2 separate regions of the Homo sapiens genome follow, and region 1 is linked to region 2. A link is a loop called in an ENCODE intact Hi-C map of the cell type or tissue named here. Cell type or tissue: endothelial cell of umbilical vein. All regions are shown on one strand. Each heading gives the region's core, and the rest is flanking DNA. Links, peaks and the distances in the headings are about the cores only. Region 1 overlaps ARHGAP10 (Rho GTPase activating protein 10). Region 2 overlaps ARHGAP10 (Rho GTPase activating protein 10).

What was found. Peaks named below come from ENCODE experiments on the same cell type or tissue, not always from the same donor. Only the 100,000 strongest peaks of a DNase experiment are listed, where the experiment ranks them.
Region 1: a loop joins it to region 2, with 5 times the contacts of the local background. A loop is called at or near these places in 22 of 110 quality-filtered maps.

What each region holds. Positions count from the first base shown.
Region 1 is chr4:147,765,771-147,777,904 of GRCh38, reverse strand. All of the region lies in intron 1 of ARHGAP10 (Rho GTPase activating protein 10), which reads right to left. Among named protein-coding and RNA genes, the nearest start is that of MIR4799, 11 kb to the left of the region's middle. In endothelial cell of umbilical vein, for the core only: no CTCF peak of the experiment used is centred there; DNase peaks (open chromatin) are centred at 3,964, 4,274, 5,134 and 9,624; H3K27ac peaks cover 4,431 bases.
Region 2 is chr4:147,825,191-147,837,324 of GRCh38, reverse strand. The region is part of intron 3 of ARHGAP10 (Rho GTPase activating protein 10); the gene reads right to left. Among named protein-coding and RNA genes, the nearest start is that of MIR4799, 49 kb to the right of the region's middle. RefSeq lists an enhancer at 4,719-5,918. In endothelial cell of umbilical vein, for the core only: no CTCF peak of the experiment used is centred there; DNase peaks (open chromatin) are centred at 5,384 and 6,044; H3K27ac peaks cover 2,448 bases.

The sequences.
Region 1 (12,134 bases), core at 2,045-10,044, 59 kb after region 2:
TATCTCCCCATCTATAGGAAAGAGTGTCTTTAGAAACTTGGATTATTAAAAACACAAAATTGATGGCACAATAAGGACCACAATGTATAATTTCATGTATATTATTCAAAGAAATGAAAAGCAGAGTCCACTCCCCCAACACCTCCTGGTTCACCTTTTACTACTTAGAGAAGGAAACTATCCCTCCAGAGGTATACTAAAGATGCTGCTGGAAATGACACAGACATGAGTCACCCTTAAAGGTCAGTCAGTGTGATCCAGTGTTAAGAGATCTGACCGTCTGACAGGAAGGTTATATCTTTAAGCCTTAGGTTCAACGTGAGGTCAACTTTGGAAATTACACCCTACCCGGCCAGGTGTGGTGGCTCACGCCTGTAATCCCAGCACTCTGGGAGGCAGGCAGATCAGGAGGTCATGAGATGGAGACCATCCTGGCTAACACAGTGAAACCCCATCTCTACCCAAAAAATACAAAAAAATTAGCCAGGCATGGTGGCGGGTGCCTGTAGTCCCAGCTACTAGGGAGGCTGAGTCAGGAGAATGGCGTGAACCCGGGAGGTGGAGCTTGCAGTGAGCCGAAATCGCGCCACTGCACTCCAGCCTGGGTGACAGAGTGAGACTCCGTCTAAAAAAAAAAAAAAAGAAAATCACACCCTACCCAGACGATTCTATCCAGCCACACAGACTCTAGTTCAATTAGCAAAGACAGAAAACCAAATTTCCTAATGGTAAAAGGCCAGAGATACATAGCTGAAACGCAAATCATGCATATGCACCTTAAAACAGTTTAACATTAATGTAAATTTATGTCCAAGAAGAAAACTGACTGTAACAGCTATCAGCATAGCAGTTATTTTCTGCTGCCAGGACACGCCCAGTCATAGGTTGCTCAGATCAGTGATGAATATAGCCACTTATCTCCAGAGCGTCAATGTCACTGCAGGCCACCAGGAAGGAAAGACACGCTCTCTCGTAGGACAGAGCCCACCCCAAAGCTTTTACCATAGTACTATCGTCCTAACGAAAGTCCTCGAAACTCTTCACAGCATCTGGACGAACTGCATTTTGCTGTCTCAGCCTCCAACAGGCAAGGTGAAGTCCATGCTGCGATACAAGTCCCAGTGCACTAAGCTCCCAATGCTGCCCCATGAGCGAGGCAGCTGTTCCCTATCAAACCTTCACCCAACAGAAGCAGCAGAGCTTCAAGTCACATGGGCAAGGAAACAAAGGGAATAGGAGAGTCTCTCTTGTGCACATTTATCAAAAGTTCTAGAACAATGATTTCTAGTCAGCTTGCTGTCTTGGGGGAGCCCCACAGGTAAGTCTCTGAAGGGAGAAATATGCTTCACATTGAACCAGAACAAGTATTAAAATTCTATCACTCAGGCTGGGCACGGTAGCTCATGCCTGTAATCCTGGCACTTTGGGAGGCCAAGGTGGGTGGATCACTTGAGATCAGCCTTTCGAGACCAGCCTGGCCAACATGGTAAAACCACATCTCTACTAAAAATACAAAAATTAGCTGGGTGTGGTGACGCGTTCCTGTAATTCCAGCTACTCAGGAGTCTGAGGCAGGAGAATTGCTTGAACCCAGGAGGCAGAGGTTGCAGTGAGCCGAGATCACACCACTGCACTCCAGCCTGGGCGACAGAGCAAGACTCCGTCTTAGAATTTTTTTTTCCATCATTCATTCGCAAAAGGGCAATTTCCTCATTAGCAGTAGGTTGTATCTGTTGCCACTAGCAGGTCTACACAAGATAAATACACCAGCTACAAGTTAATGATTACGAGGAGGCCATAAATGATTGCAAGTAGTGGTATTTTATATTATCAAAAGTCTTAGAAATCTCAAAAAATTCTCCATCTGAAAAACTGTGGAGCTAACTTTTCGGAGCCTGGATTTAAATCTGGGCTTTGTGCTCGGTGCCATCATAGCCAGCTTACGGAACTTTTCTATGCCTCAGTTTCCTAGTGTGTAAAACGGAGATGTTGTTGTGGGAAGGGTCAAATAACATACATTATATCTCATGACAATATCTGGTATATAGTAAGCATTCTATCAGTATTAGTGATATTATTATCATCATCAGAGCCTGCCACTATCCAGATGTGCTGCATACATGCTGTTTTATACCATAATTCTGTGCAAAAGGATTTAGAGCCCCCATGCCTAGGGAGGAGGAAACTAAGACTCAGTGTGCATTATTTATTTGTACTAATAGGCTGAGTGGCAGAGCCAGAATTCAAAACCAGGTCAGCGTAGCCAAAAAGCCTGTGATCTTTCCATATACCCACTCTGCCTTCTGGGTGAAAAGGAAACAAGGACCAGGGGTACTGACAATAATCACCTTTCTCCTACCAGGCCAGGCTACAAGGTGCTTATTCTGCATATGTGAGAGCAAGGCTTGATAGGCCCCTAATGCAGCTCTGAGGAAGAGTCTTAACTGTCACTGGCCCCTGAAGCTGGCCCCTAAGACAACAGGTATTGCTTTCTCCTAGCAGCCTCTCACACACAGCTCTGCTCATGCAGACAGACCACCTCCATTAGCCTCAGCCTAGGGCAGAACAGCAAACAGCAGAACTCATTTAAAGCCTATTTATTTCTAAAGGCTGGGGACTGGCCAGGAGGAGGGATGCAAGCTTTAGGCCTGGACTCCAGGAGTGAGAATGCTGAGGGCACTTAATGACCATCAGGCCGGTGCGGTGGCTCACGCCTGTAATCCCAGCACTTTGGGGGGCCGAGGCGAGTGGATCACGAGGTCAGGAGTTCAAGACCAGCCTGGCCAACATGGTGAAACCCCGTCTCTACTAAAAATACAAAAATTAGCCAGGCGTGGTGGCGAGAGCCTATAATCCCAGCTACTCAGAAGTAGAGTACTCCTGAGGCAGTAGAATCACTTGAAACTGGAAGACAGAGGTTGCAGTGAGCCCAGATCATGCCACTGCACTCCAACCTGGACAAAAGGGCGAAACTCCGTCTCAAAAAAAAAAAAAAATACATCAAGGAGGAAAGGGCTGTGGCAAAGGATCAGCATGGAGAAGACAGCAAAACAAGTGTTTCTATGTCAGCTGGGGGTCCTGTTGAGACTCTGTCAATGACAAAATGTTCTTCTCATCTCTGCCAAGAATCTTTGCCCCAAGAGGTAATCTTGCTTACCTCTTTAAGCAAGTTCAAGGAAGAAACGAAACACACACTAGTGCTCAGGTAAAAGCATTATTTGAATTTTATACTATCTTCCACAACACACAAGAAGCTTTGTAAATCCTGGGTGGTCACCCTCTCATGAAATAAACAAAGTCACAGGAAATAAAGAGGCTGAGCCCTAAAGGTTATAATAAATAAGTAAATATGTTATAGAATAAAGAAACCTGAGGGGAAGAAAAAGAGATTAAAACTTTGACTTCAAAATTGTCCTTATATAACCCTTGTCCTAAACACATACTTTAAACCCTACAGACACAAACCCAGGTCATGTTTTCCACCTGCACACTCTTACAGGCAAACCAAACCCATCCAACAACATTGGATACCTGCAGAAATAAATTCTGCCACACAGATTCCACTAAGAACAAGAGTTCATGCTTGCCTAGCCTGGGGAATCTTAGATTTTGGCTGGAGACCCCAAGACAAATTAGGTCAGGAATGTGGAACAAATGGAAGTGGATATCAACTTGGTCTGAACATGGTCAAATATAGGAATTTAACATGTACCAAGATAATAAGAGTCAACATTTTTATACAGGGCTAACTATGTGCCAGGCACTATCCTAAATTGCCTTACATTTATTAACTCATTTCATTATCACAACTATCTTATGAATATTATTATTATCCCATTTTACAGCTGAGGAAACTGGGGCAGAGAGAGGTAACTTGCCTGAGATCACAAAGCTGGAGTGGCAGAGCCAGGAATGACTCACCCAGGCAATCAGGTTCCCCAGTCTCTGCTTCTAACCAGATGTGCTGCTTCTCAAATGGCTGCAAGACATATCTCAAGCTTCACTTGACAACAAATCAAGGACTAAAGAACAAAGACAAGGAAATAATCCTATAAAGGGGTTTCCAGGAGCTCTCAAATGTGCCTCTGTTTCAGAGCAGTCCAGGTTCTTAATGTATTGACTCACATTCTAAAGAACCAAGGTAGAGAATCAAGAATCTTCTCTTTACCCCATAGGGATTCCCTATCATTCCACTTTAAGGCTTTTGGTACACAGAGTGCATGCTTTTTAACACTGTTTTAAGTTCTGCCCACGAAAAACAGATAACTGTTTTTAAATCCTTATGACATCATGGCAACAATGAAAATCACATATTGGAAAACATTACAATGTCAGTTTGCTGTGTTATAACTCAGAATACAATATTTAAGTGTACATCGAGTTGATTTCTAATAGATGCTGTAAAACATAACACTGTTTCCCAAGCTGTCTCTGGGCAGCTGTAATCCTAAAACACAGAGCCTTCCATGGCCCCTTTGCTATGGAGGGTAACATTCCAAGGGATGTTTATTTATTAGCACAAAAGCCACTTTCCACAAGATAATGTCTCTTCCCGTGAGGCATATAGGATGCAGCAAAATTCTAACTTGTGATGAACTGGGTGAACTTACTATAAAGCTCTGTAAAGTGTTTAAAAGAAGACATGATAATATATACATACATATGTACATTAATGAAAGTAACGTCACATTAACCTACAAGAAGTCAGCATGTTTAGAAGGGAAATCTGCTATTTTTAAATATTTTCAAATAACTCTATCTTGACAATACATTGTAACAGCTTCTTAATATAAAGTGTCCCTTCTACCAACAAAGAAAAAACTAAAGCAAAATGCAGAAGACATTTACCCAAATACTCTGTACATAAAGTGTTCTTTTTACCACTGAACTCTGGAATGCAGGAGTTCCGTCAAAATCTTTCCTACTTAATTCCAAAAGAGTTCCACCTAACTCCTATATGTATTGCTTTTGGAATTCTAATCAGTTCCGCCCACCCAATGACTCAAACTGAAATACTAAGAGATACGACAGCTGCACTCATCCACCCCACCAAGAATAGCTTTCAGGAAACCAAGCTCCAGTTGGAAAACTACATTTAGTAACCCCACTAGACTTAAGAGAATGCTCCAGGAAGCTTCCCATCATTAATAATAAAAATGCCTGTAAAAACTCTGTAATAACATTTGTAGAATACATATTTTCCCCTAGAAGTCAACAAGTTAAACAATTCTGTGGCCGTTTATACCCTAGGATTTTAAACTCATCTGTTTTTGTTTGGAATTCCCTGGGCGACAGATGATTGCTAATGCCTTGTCAAACATTCAAGAGAGACATCCTCAGAGGAATTACAGTTCACTCGCCACAAGGCACAGGCCTGTGGTACAAGTCTGAGCTAGAACATTAAGTCAATAAGCCTATACTCATTTTTCTCATGTTGCTTTCTCACTCGCCTATCCTACCTTGCTCTAAACTTCCCATCTGTCTGTAGAACTGTGGCTTAAAAAAAAGATAAAAAACTGCAGAGAGGAGAGAGGAGAAAGGCAGAGCAGACCTAAAAATCACAAACTGTGTGATGTAAAGTGTCAACTGGCAGATACACACTACCGCCAGGTGGAAACACGGAACCTAGGGAGAGGGAGCTGAAGTCCACTGCTCTTATCTAGAGAAGTCTCAGATAATCCTGCCAACTGGGAAGGGAACAAGGGCCTAGCGCAGTTTAAAGGTGGAGATGGCACGTCCCAGTGCGCAGAGAGCAGAAGTAGAGAGAACTTCTCAGGAGAGATCCCCTTAAATTAGCATTAAATTACTCATTTAGGGCCTGGCGCGGTTGCTCACGCCTGTAATCCCAGCACTTTAGGAGGCCGAGGAGGGCAGATCCCGAGGTCAAGAGATCAAGACCATCCTGCCCAACATGGTGAAACCCAACCTCTACTAAAAATACAAAAATTAGCTGGGCGTGGTGGCGCACGCCTGTTGTCCCAGCTATTCAGGAGGCTGAGGCAGGAAAATCGCTAGAACCTGGGAGGTGGAGGTTGCAGTGAGCCGAGATAGCACCACTGCACTACAGCCTGGTGACAAGGCAAGACTCCATCTCAAGAAAAGAAAAAAATACTAATTTAGTTGCAAGAGTGGAGGCGAGGAAGATGAGAATTATGAAAAGGGGCACCTACATACTTAAAACACAATTTCACTGACATTTATTTACTGTTTATACTTGGATAGAATATAAAGAAAACAAGATTCTACCCCGCTCTAGCAAGGAGAAAGCTAACATTATGCATGCACTAAGCTCACATGCATATACTATTTCATTTAATCCTCACAACAACACAACACTTGAATGGGTACAAAAAAATTGTGCCACCTAGTATTTGCTGGCACAACAGGGTGACTATAGTCAAAAATAATCATACATTTTAAAATAAAAGAGTATATTTGTTTGCAAGAACAACAACAAAAATGCCTCAGGTGATAGATACCCTATTTACCCTGATGTAATTATTACACATTGCATGCCTGTATCAAAATATTACAGATAACCCACAAATATATATACCTACTGTGTACCCACAAAAATTAAAAAGTAAAATAAACCCACTTGAGCACATGTCATTTTCACTGCTGTTACAGGCGGCTGGACATGTCCCTCAAGTACTCATGTTGAATTCCTTACCCCCCAGAATGTGACTGTATTCAGACACGGGATTCTTTTTTTCTGTTTAAACAGAGACAGGGGTCTCGCCTTGTTGCCCAGGCTGGTCTCAAACTCCTGGGCTTAAGTGATCTTCCAACCTGGGCCTCCCAAAGTGCTAGGATTACAGGGAACATAGGGTCTTTAAGGAGGTAATTAAGTTAAAATGAGGTCATTAGGGTGGGCCCTAATCCAGTATTACTGGTCTCCTTAAAAGAAAAGAAGATTAGGACAAAGATACAGGCACAGAGGTAAGACCATGTGACAAGAGCCACCTACAAGCCAAGGAGAGGTGCCTCAGAGGAAACCAATCCTGCCAACACCTTGATCTCAGACTTCTAGCCTCCAGAATTACTAGAAAATAAGACTGCTATTTAAGCTGCCCAGTCTGTGGTACTCGGCTATGGCTGTCCTAGCAGAATCATACAACTGTCATACAGAAAAAAACAAACACCGAAGCTCAGATGGGCTAAGTAACTTGACTGAGGTCATGAAGCCAGTATGTAGCAGAGGTGGAATCTGAATCCAGGTCAAAATACAAACAAGTCTTTCCAAATTACTTAGCTTGGTACAAAGAAGTGCTCAATATATACTGATTACTTTTTTTCATAACACCACATGACTATAAGTTAAATACAGGATACAGAGATATAGCCATAAAACAATGTGATACAGGCTACCATTTCTTTGAGATCAAGTCTCGCTCTATTGCCCAGGCTGGAGTGCAGTAGCACAATCTCAGCTCACTGCAATCTCCGCCTCCCGGGTTCAAGCAATTCTCATGCCTCAGCCTCCCAAGTAGCTGGGATTACAGGCGCCCACCACCATGCCCAGCTAATTTTTCCATTTTTAGTAGAGACAGGGTTTCACCATGTTGGCCAGGCTGGTGTCTAACTCCTGACCTCCAATGATCCTCCCAAAGTGCTGGGATTACAGACAGGCGTGAACCACTGGCACCTGACCACAGGCTATCATTTCTAAGTGCTGTGATAGACAAATACTACTGTATCAGCAAGTCTACAGACTGGAGTTGAGCTCAAAATTGAGGCAGATTCTCCAATTACAACATTCATACTAAGGCCCATGTGTCACCTGGTCTAAGTCAGTGGTGGCAAGGACGGACAGGAATGGCTGGTGTATGAACACACACTCCATCTCTATGTGATCAAAGATGACAGCCCCAGAAAACTTTTTTCTTGCTTTTCATAGGTCCTTATGCTGTTATCTGGAACATGTGCATAAAATACAGAATGATCTTTCAACACTCCACATTAATTATTCTTAGCTCAATGAAGTACTCCTTATTCCACTGCTAGAGAAAAGTGGCAGTCCCTTCAGGCTCCTCTCTTTTCCCTTTTCCTCCCTCAACACATGTCTTAATTCCAGCCACTGGTTTTAAAACCAGGGTACAGGAGAAAACAGGTTCCATGATAGTATCCTATAGTTTCTTATCTGAAAAGTTCAGGAAACGGGTCATTATAACCAAAAGAAAAAAATATCTCAAACAGATGCCCAACTTTCAAAACAATTAAAAGACAATAAATACATGGCATTAAAGTTACAATGAGTAGAATGTCATCTCTGATGATTCAAGAGGGTTTTGTGGAACCTCAGGGTGATCACCGTAAGTATTAATCATCTCTGTAGAAAGAACTTGTTAACATACGGAAATCCCCGGGAAACAATGTCAGTTAACAAGGAATTTATTACATAAAGAGAAGCAATGCAGCACATACCTGAAATAAAATCCTTGATGCACAATTTTTAATGTATATTATACCATTAAAACCAAACAGAACAGAGAAACATGAAAACCTTAGATGCCTGTAGAATGTATACTTATTCTCTAAATAGGGGATCATCTTGAGTTATGGATGGATACCTTCATTTTTCCTTCTTCCTCAACAACATTTACTGAGTAATTTCCCTAATTACCTTCATTGGTGGTAATTAGGATCATGATGGATACCTTCATTTTTCCTTCTTCTTCAACATTTACTGAGTAATTTCACTAATGACCAGAACTGCTATGTATAGTGAGAAAATGTCTCATCATTGAAACAGATTAGTCCTACCTTAAAGCATTATCCAGTTCCTGAGAGCAATAATGAAATCATGCTGCATAATTCATTTCTGCCCTTTTTTATGTTTTTTTAATTTTCATATGCTGAATGAAGGCTGGACGCAGTGGCTCACACCTGTAATCCCAGCACTTTGGGAGGCCGAGGCAGGCAGATCACTTGAAGTCAGGAGTTCAAAACCAGCCTGGCCAACATGGTGAAACCCTGTCTCCACTAAAAATACAAAATTAGCCAGGTATAGTAGTGTGTGCCTGTAATCCCAGCTACTTGGGAGTCTGAGGAAGAAGAATCGCTTGAACCCAGGAGGCGGAGGCTGCAGTGAACAGAGATGGCACCACTGCACTCCAGTCTGGGTGACAGAGCAAGATTCCCTGCCAAAAAAAAAAAAAAAGACAAGAAAATTTGCCCCCATTTTTAAGCACTTAAATGTTTAAACAAACTCAAAAACAAAGTTGTCACCAAATTTATTCAGCTTCTACAATTTCTACCATCCATTTCTACTTTAAAAGGACAAAAATATTATGGTTTTGAAAAATGAACAATTATTTCATTATGTTCAAGTCTCTGGCTTCAGAGAAAATTTAGTAAGTAAAATTCATTAAATCTCAACCTTTAATTACTTTTTTTTTTTAATTAGGGAGACCACTGTGATGGGGCAAGGAATTTGGCAAGTTACGTTACTAACAAATCTTTAAGCTGATGTTAACAGCGGAATCTTTAGAATTATTTGACAGGTTTACAATGTTTCCAGACACTCAAAAAACCACTAGTACGTTCTTATCAGGAAGTATTTTACAACGTAATAAAGTAATGTAAGTACTGCCATCCTCAGATAGCTCCATGATTCATTCAGCCTGACACTCAGCTGTGGCAATAGTAGTGGGGAGCAGGAACCAGGGGGAGGGCCCAGAGAGGAAGAAGATGCCACTCACAGTATAATTGCACTGAGAAAGCTACTTTCACCAGAAATCTAAGCTTCTCAAGGTCAGGAGCCATCCCTTATTCTTTCCTGAATATTCAGCAGCTAGGACATGGGCCAACCAGATACAGGTATTTATTCAGTGTAAATATTTAAAAGTCATCCCGGAATAGTCCATTAACAAATATATGTTTCATGCCTGAAGACTTATACTGCACCATGGGTGCAGGGAAAGGTACTCCCTAGTATATTCATATATAACACATTTCATAATTTGATAATCTCATATCTTTGCTCCCTTTCTAAAGGGCTCTAATGTGTCTGTCCTGTTATTTAAGAGCTATTCCCTTGATAATACAAATATGTTATTCACTGGTCCTCCACTGCCATCACAATTATTTTCAATTTTGCCTTTTTGCTAGGGAAAGGACTCCAGTTGGACAAAAGCCACAGGTTAGAAGAAAACTAACATGTTTTATTTTTTCAGGTATGTAATCTCATTATATTGCCCAGAGTGGAGTGCAGTGGCTATTCACAGGTATGACCATGGCACCCTACAGCCTCGAACTCCTAGACTCAAGCGATCCTCCTACCTCAGCCTCCCAAGTAACTGGGACTACAGGTGCACACTTATGCCTAGATTTTCAAGACGATTCTTGATAATCTTTTAATATAGGCTCAGTCTTCTTTATAGGAGCAAAACCAGCTATTTTTTAAAGTTATTATTTAGGTAACTCTCAGTCCTCACAATGTTTTTCAAAATTCTGATACTAGACATGCAGGGAAACTAAGTTACCACTCAGAACCCCTATATGATTTTTGCCATGTGGATTAAAAAAAAAAAAAGATAAATTCTGCAGCCCACACATATTAAGGCTTCACTTATGTTTCACCCAGCCAACTTTAATTAGAAGTTAAACTAGTATTTACCAATCTTTGTCCTTTGAGAAAGAAAAGAATGCTTTGAGAAGAGAGGCCCTGGTTAAATAAACTTAGGAACTGATGGGTTTAAACAAAGCTGAACAGATTTCTTTGCTGCTGGATTTGCTTTAACATACAGGTAGACTGGGCGCGGTGGCTCACACCTGTAATCCCAGCACTTTGGGCGGCCAAAGTGGGTGGATTGCTTGAGGTCAAGAGTTTGAGATCAGCCTGGCCAACATGGAGAAACCCCATCTCTACTAGAAATACAAAAAACTTATCTGGGCGTGGTGGCAGGCGCCTGTAATCCCAGCTACTTTGGAGGCTGAGGCAGGAGAATCGCTTGAATCTGGGAGGCGGAGGATGCAGTGAGCCAAGATCACACTACTGCACTCACTCCAGCCTGGGCGACAGAGCAAGACTCCATCATAAAATAAATAAATAAATAAATAAATATATATATATATATATATATATATATATATATATATATGTGAATATATGTATGAATATATATGAGCTCAAAATATATATGCATGAATATAGTTACGTATATAATATATATTTATATTATATATATTTTTTGAGATGGAGTCTTGCTCTATCGCCCAGGCTGGAGTGCAGTGTGTGTGGGTGTGTGTGGGTGGGTGTGTATATACGTATATATATGTGTATACATACACATATACACACATACATATATGTATGTGTATATATACACACACACCCACACACACCCACACACAGTTATACAGACAGCCCTCCATATCCATGAGTTCTGCATCCATGGATTCAACTGACTGCAATCAAAACAATTTGAGGGAAAAAACTGATGGTTGCTTACATACTGACTTTTTTCTTCTTATATTCCCTGAACAATACAATATAACTATTTACATAGCATTTACATTGTATTAAGTATCGTAAGTAATGTAGAGATGATTTAAAGCATATGGGAGGACATGGGTGGGTTATATGCAAATACGACCTTTTTTACCCACCTCAGATGGAGTCTTGCTCTGTCGCCCAGGCTGGAGGGCAGTGGCATGATCTCAGCTCGCTGCAACCTCTGCCTCCCAGGGTCAAGCGATTCTCCTGCCTCAGGCTCCTGAGTAGCTGGGACTACAGACACCCACCACCACACCTGGCTAATTTATTTATTTATTTTTTTTCCAGTAAAGACAGGGTTTCACCATGTTGGCCAGGCTGGTCTCAAACTCCTGACCTCAAGTGATCCACCGGCCTCAGACTACCAAAGTGCTGGGATTACAGGTACCGCACCCAGCCAATAAATACTACCATTTCATAAGGGACTTGAGAGCATCTGCAGATTTGGGTATTCAAGGGGTTCCTGGAACTAATCCCCCGAGGATATGGAGGGATAACTGTAATCACAGCATTGTGTATCTCCAAAATGGGATAGAACATGTCATGAGCTATAGAAGAATTCTGACTTCAGATACTGTTTGCATGAAACTTCTTTTGTTTTTATCGAGACAGGGTCTCATCGTGTCGCCCAGGC
Region 2 (12,134 bases), core at 2,137-10,136:
AACAATCTTGACAAAATGCTTTCGTATTCTTTTCTCTATACTCCTAACACAAGAGTTCCCCTAATTAAACCAATTCATTATCAATTAATTACATCACTCTCCCTCCACACTCACCCTTTGGTACCTCTTTCTCCATCTATCCAGCCTCCCCCGGCCTATACCTTCCCCATCATTCTAGGCTCAAGTTTAAATAGAAAGATTAAGATGGCCAATAAAGTTCCCCCACTTTAATACCTGACATAAGAGAAAGAACAAGAGTCAAAAGACTAATGTTGACAAAAAGTGAAAAAGTTTCACAATCGATTTCGCTACGAGGGCCCTCCAGCACGGAAAAATAGGAGGCCAACGTGTTTTCATTTTGGCTCTGCCCTAACTAGTTCTATTTTTAGATGACAGAAAATAACAATTTCCTTTTGTTACCTGAATATTCTCAACTATAAAGCCAGGAATAATACTTTCTCCCTACCTAAAACAATTTAAAAAAAAAAAGGCACATCATACTTGAAGCAATTGTAACTTCCCAACAAATCCCAGTATGGTATTTTATTTTCAAGCACAGCTCAAGCTAATCTAATTTTCCCAGTAGAGAAACTAATGTAAAAACGAAATTCAATTTTATGATGGCAATAGCTCACACTCATTAGCTAAGTACTAGCTTACTTGGTACTTAGATTTAAGGAACCCACGCACAAAGCTCTAACTGGGACACAGGTGCTCAGGTGCTATAAATTAATTCCACAGGGTTCAAACTTGAAAATCAGGAGCCGATTAATAGGAAATGGCTGTTGAATAATGCCTCATTCTTTCAGACCAAAGACGACTCACATAATAAGCTAGAAACTATGATTTTAAAGTATATATCCCAAATCGACTAGTTCAATTATCACACTTCTGCTTTCATACAGATAATCCAAGAATAAAATGTCCCCAGTAAGAATTTTATCAACTTTCAATCCTGAACTGTGAAAAACTTGAAACCTAGTCCTATTAAAGAGGATTAAGGCTGAAATTCTGACAACTTCTGGTCTCTGATTTAATTCCCTGAATATCTGCCTATGACCTGGCTCTCTCAAAAAATAAAAATAAAAAAAAAGGTCAATGTATCACCAAAGTCTACGATTCTCTTAGTATCTATCTTCTACGAACAAGTATGTTAGGGTGTGTTTGCCTCCCACAAAAGAAAAGCTAGCATCCATTCTGAAGGACATTAACTGAAAAAAGATAGCAGAAATTTTATTCAGATTATTTAAATCAAACACAATCTACCTGTAAAGATTTGTTTTTAAGTACACTTAGGAAAAAATGAGAATCATAAAACAAAAGCTACTGAGTATTTAAGGAATGAGTCTGCCTAATAAGGATATGCAGCAGATGCTGAAACTTGATCTTCCTTCCCTCTGTGCATAAGGGACAGTAAGAACCTCGCTTCGATATTTTAAACAAAATAAATACTTGGGAAGAATATTATTATGAGAGGAAATAAAAACCCCATAGAAATTAAAGTTTCATGAGGCAATTTTGAATTTTTTTTTTGTTTTACATAAGAGAAAATTTTAGTTTCTGAAGTGAATGGTATGACTCAGTGGCACAGCTAGAAATGGAACCTCGTGCATACTAAGGCAATAAACTGTTAAATCAAGAAAATAAAATAGGCCAGGCGCAGTGGCTCATGCCTGTAATCCCAGCACTTTGGGAGGCCAAGGCGGGCAGATCACCTGAGGTCAGGAGTTTGAGACCAGCCTGGCCAACATGGTGAAACCCTGTCTCTACTAAAAATACAAAATTTAGCCAGGCATGGTGGCACATGCCTGTAACCCCAGCTACTCAGGGAGACTGAGGCAGGAAAATCTCTGGAACCTGGGAGGCAGAGGCTGCAGTGAGCCAAGATCCTGCCACTGCACTCCAGCCTGGGCGACAGAGCAAGACTTAAGGGAAAAGGAAAAGAAAAAGAAAAAATGTGAGAGAAGAAAAGAAACATTCAGAAAAGAATGGCTTTAATCAATGACAAAAGCTTTTCTTTCCAGCCCATCTGTGATGCACGGGTTAAGAGAAAAAAGTGGCAGTCAACAGTAAAAAACAAGGGCTGCAGGGTTGAAAAACTCTTGGGAACTCATTCTCTACCAGGCGGCCACTAGCTGAGCACTCTGGACAAGGGTTTCCTCATTGTATCCTCAGGTGTGAGAACACGGTGGCTCATAGTAGGCACTCAAAATATTTATAAATGAAGTGGGATTCTCCTATAAATTTAGATAATTTAAAGAACAGCATTTCTACATAAAAGCAACATTTTCTGCTTATAGTGATAATAGCAACCGATGAATGACAATGCTAAGTACCCTGAATCTTTTACTCCAAATGGTTCATTTTTGTTAGTCCAGGTCCTCTAAGAAGCAGACACCAAGACAGGATGAGACACACAAGAAATTTATTAGGGGAAACATCTGTGAGAGAAAATGGGGAGGGAGCCAGGGAAGACTGGAGGGGCCATCAGACAGTGATGCAGGTCTGACCCAGGGGAAGGAGACAGGGAAGGAAAGCAAGCCGGATGGGTGGGTGTGTATGGGTGTGAGGGTGGGGGCAGGTGGGTGGGTGTGCGGGTGGAAGTGGGTGGGTATGTGTATGGGTGTGGGTGTGAGTGTGGGTGGGTGGATGTGTCTGTGTGTTTGTGTGTGTGGGTGAGGCTGCAGTGCCATTCTGGGGTAAGTCTAACAAGGCTGCCGTTAGAAGGCTTGGGACATTCAAACAAGTTGAAACTTAATCCCCAGTCTGGCATTATTGAGAGGTGGGGCCTTAAAAGATGAATGGATTCATCCACTGATGAATTAATGGGTTAATGAATTTTATTAATTTTTTTGAGATGGGGTCTCACTCTATCACCCAGACTCTAGAGTGCAGTGGCACAATAATAGCTCTCTGCAGCCTCAACCTCCCAGGCTCAAGCAATCCTCGCACCTCAGCCTCCCAAGTAGCTGGGCCTACAGATGCGTGCCACCACCACACCTGGCTTCCCCCTGCCCCTGCAGAAATGGGGTCTCATTATGTTGCCCAGACTGGTTTTGAACTCCTGGGCTCAAGCAATCCTCGTGCCTCACCTCCCAAAGTGCTGGGACTACAGGTGTAAGCCACCATTCCCAGCCTAATGAGTTAATGGATTAATGGGTTATCACAGGAGTAGACTGGTGACTTTATAGAAAGAAAAAGGAAGAGAGACCTGGGTCCCCCACTCTTGGACTTCTCAGCCTCCATAACTGTAAGAAACAAATTCCTTTTATTTACCTAGTTGCAGGTATTCTGTTATAAGCAACAGAAAACAGACAAAGATAGGCAGAACGTGGGAGGCATGGCTTTCACACTAACACAACTGTACCACAGAGCAGCTGGGCCTGATAGTCAATGTCACTCCTCCTTCCTCTATCTGAGAGGTGCCCATGGCTGCCACAGCTTCGAAACCATATTTTCCCACTACATTGGCATTTTCTTGAATATCTAACACAATCTCTACCACCAACTTAATATATATATCATTGAATCTAATCACCACCAACTGTAAAACACTCCATTATTTTATATCCTACCACAAAAAAATCCTGCTAATCTTGAAATAATAGCTTAACACTTAGCACTTTTATATACATTGAAAAAGCTCTTTGAAAGGTATGTTTTCATCATGTATCCCTCTTGTGCATAAAGAAGTAAGCAAACTACTTTTGTTAAGATATTTCTAAAACTTCTTCAAAGTCCAACTCCTCTGAATCACTTTTCATCTCAGTCATCAAAATCTGGTTTTTCCCACATGAATTAGTCTGTTTTCACACTGCTATGAAGTTACTGCTTGAGACTGGGTAATTTATAAACAAAAGATGTTTGACTGACTCACAGTTCCACATGGCTGCAGAGGTCTCAGGAAACTTACAATCTTGGCACAAGGGAAGGGAAAGAAGGGCACGTCTTACATGGTGGCAGGAGAGAAACCAAGTTCAGGGTAAACTGCCACTTTTAAACCATCAGCTCTCGTGAGAACTCCCTCACTATAACAAGAACAGCATGGGGAAAACTGGCCCTATGACCCAATCACCTCCCACCAGGTCCCTCCCTCAACACATAGGGATTACAATTCAAGGTGAGATTTGGGTGGGGACACAGAGCCAAACCGTATCACCACACATATTTTTCCTCTGTGCCACTGAAAATACTGGAGATGCATCATTTCTTCAAAGGGTGCTCTTAAGGAGCTCCATTCTTGTATCCAGGATTTTCTTCCAAGATGATGGCAGGCACCCACTCTTTGGATACTGATACCAGCACTTCCTTGACCTAACCAGGTCTCAACGGAAGGTTTTCAAACCACCACCAGCATTCATATTTCTTCCTTAAGTGGTCTGTGGACTGAAATACTGAGGAGCTACAGTTGTCCAAAGAGTAAAAGAGAAGTAACCTCATGTCCGTTTCATGACTGCTGCCTGGTGGATAGCAACTATAAGATACATATCCATTTCACTAATGTTCAAAGGTGGAAGGAAAAATATTATGTCTTACAAAGAGAAAAAGGTAAGGCATAATGTCGTTAGGATACTAGAAGATGTGAAAGATTCTATTTTCATCTCTGTCACAACCTTATTTAGTGATGTAGAAACTCCACCCTCAATGAGCTCCAATTTCCTTTTTTTTTTTTTTTTTTGAGACAGAGTCTTGCTCTGTTACCCAGGCTGGAGTGCAGTGGCACGATTTCAGCTCATTGTAACCTCCGCCTTCCAGGTTCAAGCGATTCTCCTGCCTCAGCCTCCTAAGTAGCTAGGATTACAGGTGCCCGCCACCACGACTGGCTAATTTTTGTAATTTTAGCAGAGACAGGGTTTCACCACATTGGTCAGGATGGTCTTGAACTCCTGACCTCAAGATCCACCCACCTCGGCCTCCCAAAGTGCTGGGATTACAGGCGTGAGCTACCGTGCCTGGACTCCTCTTTTTAAAAAAAAAAAAAAATTAAGTGGTCAAATATGTCTCCCTAAGTTCTCTTCAGTTCTTTGTTTTCAAGGCTATACCATCTAATATTTTCATGACATGGTCTAAAGGCTGATCCTAGGTACCTTGGCTCATCCCGAAATATTTCCCTAGTGAAACAGCAGACTCAGCTGCACACATTCCCAATAATCGAATCACTCCTCTGGATTAGACAATTAAATGGGCTGGTTACATTCTAGGGTCCCTTGTGTGTGTGTGGGTGGGTGTGTGTATGTCGGGCGGGGCAGTCAGGGGGAAGAAGAGAGCAGAGTTGGCCGATTCCTCAGAAGCAGAGAATACACCCTAAGGATATGAAATTCAGGAAATGTAAGTTTCAACAGGGAAGTAGAATCTGATGATGACAAGGCTGGAAGGCCACAGATGATAATGAGTCACCAACAGAGAGGACACTGAGTCATGGGGCAAGGCCTTGCAGGGAAAGGGGTCCAAGAAGGAGACAGGCCTCCTGCCTAAGATAATCTTCACTCATTTTAGAATTTTGATTTGAGTTATTCCTGACTGTGATCTCTATAGGATTCTGAGTCAGTAAATTAAACTCTCAAACGGTACATTCCTGAAAAACAGGTTTTACAAAGACATCCCTATCTGACTGAATAACAGGCTTACGGGAAAAAGAGAATTGTAAGAAAAAGCAATGCTGTCCAATTGTAAAGGTCAGTTCCAAGGAGGAAAAAGTCTTCATAAAATTAGGTCACTGACAACTTTTAAACCAAACTGAGAAATGTTCTCACAAATAAGTTCAAGATGAATTTCCTCCATTCTGAATGTGCCTGCCAACAGAAATCCACATAAACTGTAAAAGAACTGATTAAAACAAGCTTCACATGCCATATAAAATACTGTAAATATAATAAGATGAAACTAAAGGCATAATCTTTTTAATGGCATCTAATGCCTTAGGTACTTATCCTATAAGAACTCACAAGCAATATTAAATACAAAGTAAGTAACACTAAAAATCCTACTAAACCTATTCCATTAACACAAACCAGCTATAGTCTCAAATCCTTTGGAAATGAGAAGTCAAAGCTTAGGCTTTCCATCACTATTTTAACCTCCTGACAGGGACACAGTCATCACGAAACAATTTAGAGTGTATCCAACGTCCAGACAGATCTAACCCTAAGGAAAGGATTGCCAGCCAAGATTTCACTAGCACCCTAAGCCAGTAGCTCTGATTTCAGCCTGCTTCAGAATCACCTGGAGAGTTTCATGAAAGACCAGCTGACAGAGTTTCTGACTCAGTAGAGTTCTGGGGTGGGCCTGAGAATGTGCATTTCTTGCACGTTCCTAAAGTGATGCTGGACCAGGGACCATACTTTGATGACAAGTGCCCTAGGGCATACTAAAGAAAGAATAGCATATTTGCTCCTAAAAGGTGGAATGCATTTAACTCATTTTAACCATCATACATTCTTTTAGTAATACTCTGAAACACTTTTTAAAAAATATTTAGGTAAGTGCAAAAGTTAACTGTGGTTTCAACTGGGTGCGGTGGCTCACATCTGTAATCCCAACACTTTGGCAGACCAATTCGCACAGATCACGTGAGATCACGAGTTCGAGCCCAGCCTGGCCAACAAGGTGAAACCCCGTCTCTACTAAAAATACAAAAATTAGCTGGGTGTGGTAGCAAGTGCCTATAGTCCCAGCTGCTCAAGAGGCTGAAGCAGGATAATCACTTGAACATGAGAGGCAGAGGTTGCAGTGAGCCAAGATCCCACCACTGCACTTCAGCCTGGGAGACAAAGCAAGGCTCCCCCCATCAAAAAAAAAAAAAAAAAAAAAAAGGAATTGTGGTTTTGACCATTTAAAAAAAAAGTGGCAAAAACCGCAATTACTTTTGTACCAACCTAATAGTTTGGAACAAAAATCCGTGTCAAAAGTCCAAAAACTTATGGAGGAGATTTGAGAGCATGAAAGGATGATGAGAAGGGGGTGCAGTAAAGCACAGGCCAGGGCTGAGAGAGCAGGCATCACGTCTTGCCTGTGACCGACCATCTAAATGCTAACAAAAGCCTTTGGTATGCAGCAGCTTAGTACCTTCCCTATAGGGGCAAAAGGTCAGGGCAGGTCACCCAGGAAGTGATCCCTGGCCTGGTATTTTCACAAGGGTAAAGTCTGTGGTAGAGAAAAACAACAGAAAAAGAAAAGGGTCTCAAAAGCCTGAAGAGTCTGCATAGGCAAAGGGCTTTCCTGCCCAAATGGGGAAAGGGGTGCAGCCGTGGACAAGACACTTCCTCACATCTCCTTAGCAGCCCAGTCTGCCCCCAGCACCCCCAGGATGAGAGGGAGGCGGAACAGCTCCATCTCAGGCACCTTTTGTGCACCATCAGGCAAGCTCCACCTTCTCTCTCCTGGCACTCCCGCTTCCCCGCAGTTTTCCTGAACCTCTGGGTCTCAACCAATTGCCCTTATTTGCCAGAATCCTGAGAAACTGGGCAACCATTTTAGGCTAGGGATGAAACTCAATGATCTGATAAAAGAATACATGTAGAGAAGTAAACGCAATATGAAGGGCTTTTAAAAGAACAACATAAACACTACAGCACTATTTTAAAAGTCCTTAGATTCCTGGACAGCTGCCCACCTCAGATAAGTACAACATGTCCTGCCATGCCAGAGAGAACATCTCTGGAATTCTGGCAGCAACACACCACACAGCCCTTTCCTCTGAGAACACGCGCAGAAGTGAGTAGAGCAGTTGCAGCCACTAACTGTATCAGATCTGACTCCCCAGGTTGAGTTCTTCACCTCCAGAGTCAAGGGTGGCAACATGATCAGCAAAAACTACTCACTCAAAAACACTGTCCTGGCCGGGCGCGGTGGCTCACATCTGTAATCCCAGCACTTTCAGAGATCGAGGCGGGTGGATCACCCGAGGTCAGGAGTTTGAGACCAGCCTGCCCAACATGGTGAAACCTCATGTCTACTAAAAATACAACAAATTGGCTGGGCGCGGTGGCTCACACCTGTAATCCCAGCACGATGGGGGGGTCGAGGCAGGAAGATCACAAGGTCAGGAGATCGAGACCAACCTGGCTACCACGGTGAAACCCTGTCTCTACTAAAAATACAAAAAAAATTAGCCGGACATAGTGGCACCCGCGTGTAGTTCCAGCTACTCGGGAGGCTGAGGCAGGAGAATCGCTTGAACCCAGGAGGCAGGGGTGCAGTGAGCTGAGATCACACCACTGCACTCCAGCCTGGGCAACAGAGCAAGACTCCATCTCAAAAAAAAAAAAAATACAAAAAAATTAGCCAGGCATGGTGGCAGGTGCCTGTAATCCCAGCTACTGGGGAGGCTGAGGCAGGAAAATCGCTTGAACCTGGGAGCCAGAAGTTGCAGCTGAGCTGAGATCATGCCACTGTACTCCAGCCTGGGCAACAAGAACGAAACTCCATCTCAAAAAAAAAAAAAACTATCTTGACTTTTTAAAGGGTGAGGCATGTGTATTCATAGAAATTACACTTCTTTGAGTGTGGAGGGAAACACTGACTTTTTTTCTTAGACTGGCAATTGCTCTACTTCTCTCTCCAACAATTCACTTTAGTAGGAACAAAGCTGGACATTGTAGGGGGGAAAGGAAGGGGCTATGCAAACATATCCTTCCCTCTTTTCGAAATTTCAACAGTTTCCCCTCAAGGAGGAAACCAGACATAGCTAAGGCTCATCCTTCAACTCAGCCCAGATATCACCTCTCCAAGATGCCTTCCCTGAATTTCTCAATCACTTGATTACCACGAAGCATGTTGGAAATTACATGCCTTCTTTCAGCCATCTCCTCCAATGGATGAATCACTACTTATGTCTTTATCTTTATAGCATGTGGCACAGTGCTTGGCATGTGGCAGGCACACACTATTTGTTGAACTGTATACTTAATACAGCCTATTTAAGCATAGAGATGAGGCGTATGAACTTATATAACTGGTGGCTCAAAACCAACAGGGATTGCTGAGCATACACACAGATGACTTTATCCCTTAAAACCTAAAGTCTCATCTTACCCTTAAGATTCAGAAAACATTTTAAAATAGTTGACATTACTGTTTGCCTTCTAAAATAGACATATGTAGTTTTAACATTTTAATGACTCAGTCTTAATTATGAATATCCAATTATTAATATTATGCTGCACCATTATTCAATTTAGGATTTCAGAAAATACTAAACTAATTGCTTTTAAAGATAAAGTGGAATGGGCACAGTGGTTTATGCCTGTAATCCCAGCACTTTGGGTGAATGAGGCGGGCAGATCACAAGGTCAAGAAATTGAGATCATCTGGCCAACATGGTGAAACCCCATCTCTACTAAAAATACAAAAATGAGCTGGGCGTGGTGGCGCACACCTGTAGTCCCCGCTACTCAGGAGGCTGAGGCAGGAAAATCGCTTGAACCTGGGAGGCGGAGGCTGCAGTGAGCTGAGATTGCACCACTGCACTCAGGCCTGGTGACAGAGCGAGACCCCATCTCAAAAACAAACAAAAAAAAAGATTAAGTGACCACTATGAAATCCTTGGAACCAATTTTAGACTATTTCTACCTCCATTTTACAGTCATTTTGCATTCCTTTCTTAATCTGTGGCTTTTAACATGCTGATGGTTTCTAAAACTTTTAAGTTAAAAAAAATTTAAGTAAAACAAGAGTCTTTCAAAGTTCTCAGAATGTACTGGCAACCATTTTAGCTGCTTAAAGACATTCCTTTTCTCCTTGTCCCGGTGTCGGGGGTATGGGCTTACTAAACTATACAAAGGCCCTCTGCTGTGTCTCCACCCCACAAACTCTAGCTCCAATACTTCTTCCATAAACCCTTTCCTAACAGCCACAAGCTTAGGGGCTGCCCACTCCATGTGAGCCACATTATCTTTGCTGGCGCACTTTGTATATTGTTTTCTTTTCCCATTCCTTGTCTGAAGCACTTAGTATAGGCTATTTAATTAGCTCTTTACCACTTACTCTCCAGTATCACACTGGAAATTTCTTGAGGCAAGTATCTATTCTTCCTCAAAAGTTTCAGGCGAGTGTTCTGCAATGCATCAGTTATGTTTTAGTAAGCATTCAAAGGTATTTAAAGAAACAAAGGTAGCCACAGTGATTCCACTTTAAAAAAAAAAAAAAGTGATCAGTGACTATCAAGATGAGAAGTACCCAAACAATGTCAATATGGGTTAAGAATCCAACTTTTCAACTTTTACTAATTTCATTATTGCAACTCACTGATAACTTAGGAAAGTACTATTTTAAAGGTTTCCGAGGCAAATATAAAAGGATCAGGAATTCTTGTAAAGGAGAAAAAAAGCGGATGGGGAGAAGAACCTATAGATTGAAAGTGACTTGGAAATGTATCAGTCAAATGTAATATGTTTGGACTCAGATTCAAACAGACCAACTGTTATTGAGGGCGGGGCTTGGGGAGGGAAAGAGGCAGAATTGGAATGAGTATCAGGAAAACTTGAATATGACCTAACTTTTCACAAAATTAAGAAATTACTGATTGTGATAAGGATACTGTGTTTTTTTAAGTGTCTGCTTTTTGAGATATATACTGAAGTATTTGTGAATGAAACTGGGCTTTCTGTCAAAATAATGAGGAGAGCAGGGGGTCAAGGGGAGTAGGGATCACAGGAGAAACGAGACTGGTCTGAGGCTGGATGTCGAGTCCATGTAGTTTCATTGTATATTTCTCTCGACTTTGGTACATGTTTGAAATTTTCCAAGCTAAAAAGGAAGAAAGCATTAGGAGGTGTCCTGTTAATTCCGTGGTTGGCTGTGGCTGCCACCCACCCCAGCTTTGGACAGCGTCCTGCTTTCCAGCAGGTGTTTCTGTTCCCACAATGAGTTGTGTATGACACACCACACCACTCCTAAGGTTCATGGCCTTATACAGACACCACCCTATTCTCGTTCCTACCCTGCATGGGAACCCAACCTTGTCTAACACAGAGACCCTATCAACCTCCATCACAGCTGGAGCTTAAACCAGCCAGTTGGCTAACAACAGCTCTGCAAACCATGCTGTCTACTCCACACAGCCTGGAGCCAATACCATGTTCCTGTTTTTGGACCTCATCGCTCTATTTCTAGGAACCTAAAACAGAAACAGAATACTGAGCCTAACAATGGTCACACGCTATTTCTGTAGAGCTAAAATCCAGCACCACTCTGCTCAGAACTTTTCCTCCAGACACCAGGATGATGCCCTTTGTGCAGTATCCTACTGAAAAGGCAGTCCGCACCTCACCACTCCAGATATGCTGTAGCCCCGCCCCACCTGGCTCCTTGCCCTGTATTGTTTTGTAGCATTTTTCACTGCCTGCCAATGGATTACAGGTTTATTTCTACTTCACTACCCCCGCCTAGAATCTAACCTCCATGAAGGCAGAGACTTTTGCTTTCTTTGCCTTTACCTTTGTCCTGAGATTCTCAACAGCAACTGGAACATAAAAAGAGATCAATAGGTATGCGCTCAATGTTCAGGATGCCAGGGAAGTACAACTATCAAAGAGGGTTAAGAAAAAAAATTGACACTATTAACATAAACTAAGAACACGTACCTCACCAGCCCACACATCGGCTCCATGTACTAGAAAGGTGATGTCATGGCACTATTTTTATTCACCATCTTATTTAGTCTTTCCTAAATAGCTGAAAAATTGATGACTACAGGATCACATGAATAATGACTGTATCTGTCAGTGTGTGCCAGAAAAACCTCATGGGACCACACTGTCTTCACACACCCTCTACAGTATCTACAATATATACACACAAATTACCTCAAAATTTAGGAATGAGTGCAAATTATATTAGGGCTTTTGAGGACATATGTCTCTGTCACTTTTTTTTTTTTGAGATGGAGTCTCGCTCTGTCGCCCAGGCTGGAGTGCAATGGCGCCATCTCAGCTCACTGCAACCTCCGCCTCCCGGGCTCAACTGATTCTCCTGCCTCAGCCTCCCAAGTAGCTGGGACTACAGGTGCCCACAACACCCAGCTAATTTTTGTATTTTTAGTAGAGACGGGGTTTCACCAGGTTGGCCTGGCTGGTCTCAAACTTCTGACCTCAGGTGATCCACCCACCTCAGCCTTCCAAAGTGCTGGGATTACA